Linked DNA regions of Mus musculus: region 1 is linked to region 2. Evidence: chromatin loops called from intact Hi-C (ENCODE). Cell type or tissue: left cerebral cortex. All regions are shown on one strand.

Region 1 (2,500 bases), 82 kb before region 2:
ATCTCAGGGCTCATTGTCAGTCTAACTCAGAAGCCCTGAGCAACATGTTCAGTGAAAGACTACGCTTCAAATAAATAAGGTGGAAAGCGAGAGAAGACACCTATCACTGTCCTGGCCTCCACGTACACAGAAGGTCAACAAGAAGTGCATTAATGGATATATCTTTTAGTTTTGCAAGATGAAAGAATCGGTGCTTGGTTGGAGCCAATGCACACTGACCTGTACAGTTCGGTGATTTAGATGATAAATTTTATATTACATCTATTTTACATAATTTTTTATTTAGAGAGGATAGAACAAATGCAATTGGTGCCATTCTATATACCAATCTGGAAAATATTACAGTAAGTGAGAGAAGCCCAAACAAAACCTACAATAATATGCTCAATGCTCGTATGAAAAATCCAGATGAGGTGAACCCAAGAGTAACCGAGTAGAGGGTGGAGGAGGGTAGAGAATAGGTGTGGCTCCTAACAGGAATCATTTGGGGTGAGGAGCAAAGGTTGACCAAGCTACACAAAGGAGGGAGCTCCTGATGTGTTACTACACAGTTGGGGTCTATAGCAAATGATGATGTACAATATACTGAAAAGGATGCTGAGTGCTTTCATCATGAAGACGTAACAAATGCCGGAGGAGACAGTCTCAAACATTAACCCATGGGTACATGTGTTAAACTATTCCTGCCTTCTCATATACCTGTACATTTTGTATGTGCCAATTGCTTAAAGTACAATAAATATAGGAAAGGAAGAAGGGACTGACTTGAGTCTGAAATGCTGCTGGAAGAAGTTCAAATAAGTCATCTTCAGAGACTGCCTGCCACCGAGCCCTCAAAGTGTGGGGCTTTTTTAGCTGACTAGAATATCCATCTCTCCCGGGAGACGCTGACTGTCGATCTAACCTCGAATCTCCTCAGAGCTCTAAGAATAGACCTGGTAGAGCATTCCCCTTAGAAACACCCTGCAGGGAATTCAACTAGCTCCTTGCCTGGTAATGATGTAATTACGAGCTGTTCATTGATAATGTGCAAAAACAATCACAAGACAGTATAAACAAACAGCTGCTGAGAGCAGGCGTCCCGCAAAATGCTAAAGGCAAACTTAAAAAAAAAAAAATCGCCGTAATCCCAAGTGTGCCGCGGAGCATATGTGACCACGCAGAAGTGACAAAGACACATTCTGCAGGGTTCCATATAGGCAAGAGCGTTGGGGATGGAAACCTGAAACTGGAATGGGAGGGAAAGCAAAGTGCGACTTGATTCACTCTCTGCCAGGCATCCTTCCCCATCCTTGGGCGTCTCAGCTTGAAAACGCCTTCTGTCCTAACACATTTCACACAGAGCACGGATTCACGATGCTCCTCCTAAAAACACTTTCTGGACCAGCCAACAGGAGCCTGGTGAGCTTGTTCAAGGTGCTACACGCAGTCAAAACCTTGCTGTCTTGGTGCAGTGGGCAGGCAGAACCACCCAAGATCACTTCAAGACCACCCACCAGCGAGGGCCTGGTGAAGCTTCTAGAAAAGAGTTTAAGACCCGCAACTCCTAGCATTTGAAAACTACCAAGTCATCCCTGCGGCTGAGGTCGAAACATATGTAAACAATGTAACGCTATAATAAGCAGCCACCCTCTTATTCTTGAACCTGCTGCAAAGGAAGAGTGTCAGGGCGGAGGGATTTGTCATCTGAAGCCAGCTGCACTCTCTCTGCAGCCTATATGTGTGCCAACCGAGGCAGGGCGCGCTGGGAACATTTTCTTAGTTCCTAGATTGTATAAAATGCATCGTTTGTCTTTTTGAGAAAGGGTCTCTTAAGTTCAGGCTATCCTCTAACTTACTTTGTAGTTGAGGATAACCTTAGCCTTCTATCCTGCCTCTACTTCCTGTATGTAAATGCTGGGTTTCCAGGGGTGCCCTATCATACCCTGCTTATACCATACTAAACTAATTTGATTCTATATATTTTCTTACTCTAGACATTTTGTATAAGTGGCAGCAAAAATATATGTCTGACCTTTTCACCTTTATTTTTCCGAAATATAAATGTTATTGTATGCAAGATTTCATTACTTTTTAATGGCTGAGTAGTATTTCACTAAACTTACTTTACTTTTTAAAATTGGCATACTCATAATATTTTATTCATTCATTAGTTGGTATGGACTTGGGTTGTTTCAAATTTTGGCCTTTGTGCTTATGATGATGTATTCTCTTGTATATAGGTCTTAATATAATGTATGTTTGTGTTTAATGGTGTTGTATACTTTTGTATGTGGGTTTTATTGTAATGTATGTTTCTGGCTCTCTTTCGTGTATGCCTAGGAGTGGAATTACTGAGTCATACGGTGAGTTCTGTTTAGCTTTTAGAGGAAGTCCGGGGGCAGCTGCCCCACTGCACACATGCAGCTCTTAACACTGTGGAGGTGGCAGAGCCTCTACTTGGTTCTTTGTTTCATGTTCTTTATTTTCCCAGTTGAGCTTCGAGTCCATTTTTCAAGAC
Region 2 (2,500 bases):
AGAGAGAGAGAGAGAGAGAGAGAGAGAGCGAGAGCCTGGTGAGATGGCTCAGCTGGTAAAGGCACTTGCTGCCAAGTCTGTCAACTTGAGTTCAATCTCCAGGTTGGGGTGAGAACCAACTCCTTGCATGTGTCCTCTCACTATCACAAATATACTGTAACACATGTGTGTCCATACACAGGTATGCAAAAGAAATAAAGAAAATGTGACTTTAAAAACTAAAATGTATCTACTGCTGGGCACTGGTGGCGCACGCCTTTAATCCTAGCACTCAGGAGGCAGAGGCAGGTGGATCTCTGTGAGTTTGAGGTCAGCCTGGTCTACAGAGCTAGTTTCAGGATAGCCAGGGGCTACACAGAGACGCCCTTTCTCAAAACAAAACAAAACCAAGCAAAGAAAAATCTAAAATCCCTCATTGGCCCTTTGACAGAACGTCAGTGATGGTGGTCACTTGGTATTATCGCTTTTCCACACACCACAGCTTTTATTTGTAATGGGCCTTCGATTCACAGAGAGGAATAGCTTCGCAAGGCACCCTGGTGAAGAGCCCAGCTCAGTAGTGAGGGTGCATTTGGAATGACTCTACAGACACACGAACAAAGGAGCGCCCGGAGACACAGCGCTGAGGGGGCACAGCGTGGATGAACGTTTTCCTCGCGGTAAAGTGCATCCTTAGGCCTTTGCTGAAACCACAGCTCAGATAAATAACACAAATGACACAGGCAAGGGTCTAGGAGGCAAAATCAGAAAGCAGCTGTGTGCCTAAGAACGGCTCACCACGGAAGGATCGCTAAGCCGAACAGCCCAGACACACTGGTCTTACTGCCTGGATTGGTCCTTCTCCCAGGCCAGCCTCTGCGCCTCCACACACTGCTCTTCCTCGGCTTCTAGGCTGTTCTTGTTCTGTTCCTTGGCACGTTGGATCAAACTACTCAAGCTGAAGATGCCATCTGTTTTCTGCTAAGATCTTAACTAGTGCTGTGTAATATACCATGTGCTCCAGGAAGCAGAAGCCGAAGAGTGGAATTAGCTTGCTCATGTGTGGGGGAGGTACCCACAGCTTCATTCTGCTCTGGACCAGGGCCATGAAGAGAAAGAACCTGGCATGGATTTGCATCGCGGGTTTTCGCACTAGGGCGGCTGAGAGCACAAAATGGAGTGAAGGGGCAGGATAAGGCGTTAAAAACCCAGTGACTAGCCAACTAAGAAAGCAGACATCCAGAAAGCCTCAGTGGTCATTTTAACTAAAGCCCCTCATCTGTGAAGTCACGGTGTGGGGGAGGGGAGGCATACCTAGAACTGTGAAGTCACGGTGTGGGGGAGGGGAGGCATACCTAGAACTGTGAAGTCACGGTGTGGGGGAGGGGAGGCATACCTAGAACGTAATTAAGGGCTGCAGTGTTTCAGCATCAATTAAAGACCAGATTTTGGTTAAGTTTTGAAATTAGGACACAGGTGTAAAAGGACCCAGCATAGAATGGGTCCACGTGGATGGGACAGGAAGAGCTCTGTCTGACCCTTTCTATACTCCCTGGGCTGCAGCTGCCCCAACAAAGCTTCTATACCGAGGCTGCCTCACAGAGACTCACATCCACTGTACCCATAACCCGCATTACCTTAAAGCACAGTGCTTGGGACACATCTTAGGAGTGTTGAGCCAACATAGGTTAAGTTGGGATATACTCTCCTGTTGCCTGGGCCCTAGGCTACACACCGCCTAACCCTGCCTGCCCTTGGGGGTTGGGGGTGAGGTGGCACAGAGTCAATGACACAGATTCCAGGAGCAGGTGAGGCTGCTGCAGCAAGCTCACCCCAGCACTGCTGTAAGCTCCTTTAATCCCCTCCACCCAGGAAAGCATCTCTTCTAAACAGCAGTTCCTGACTGGCCAGCATTGTCTGCGTAAGCCATCCTCAGTCTCTCAGGCAGTCCTTAACTAAGTCCTCCTGCAGGAGATGCTTTTGTGGCTACTGGCCCCACTCTTCCTGCTACACTCTTCTACATCCAGAAAGGCCAGTTTGGGTCTGTATCATCATGAACAGGCAATGAGGCAGATCCAAGTTCCAGTTCCAGCAGCTTTGTCACTGGACATTATGAGCACAGCAATGTCTGTGGCAGACGAACATTCAGTCCTCTAGTGAGCACCAGCAGCAAAATCAAGCACAAACCCTTTAAGGTTTTACACTCAGACTGTGTCAACTCTGTCAGTAGCTACTCATCCAGGGAAGAATCAACTCCTGAGAAGTTTCTGGGTCCTGGTAGAAACTGAACCACCGAGTATGAGACCCTACAGCACTCATTCTTACTTCATTACTGTAACAAAAAACCTGAGGCAGTTAAATTGATGAAATAAAAAATGTAGCTCATTTTTTAGAAATTCAAGAGTAAGCACCAGTCATCTTGTGGTGAGTGGTGGCAGTGTGACATTGTGGGAGCCTTGGTGGGTAGTGGGCAGTGTCACATTGTGAGAAGCTGTGGCAGATGAGGGTGGACAGTACCACA

The links. Peaks named below come from ENCODE experiments on the same cell type or tissue, not always from the same donor. Only the 100,000 strongest peaks of a DNase experiment are listed, where the experiment ranks them.
Region 1: a loop joins it to region 2, with 6 times the contacts of the local background. A loop is called at or near these places in 1 of 42 quality-filtered maps.

The regions. Positions count from the first base shown.
Region 1 is chr15:12,023,861-12,026,360 of GRCm38, forward strand. No RefSeq gene overlaps it. Among named protein-coding and RNA genes, the nearest start is that of Sub1, 29 kb to the left of the region's middle. In left cerebral cortex, a CTCF peak has its summit at 1,403; DNase peaks (open chromatin) are centred at 1,287 and 2,447; H3K27ac peaks cover 758 bases.
Region 2 is chr15:12,105,662-12,108,161 of GRCm38, forward strand. No RefSeq gene overlaps it. Among named protein-coding and RNA genes, the nearest start is that of Zfr, 11 kb to the right of the region's middle. In left cerebral cortex, no CTCF peak of the experiment used is centred here; a DNase peak (open chromatin) is centred at 1,000; H3K27ac peaks cover 1,330 bases.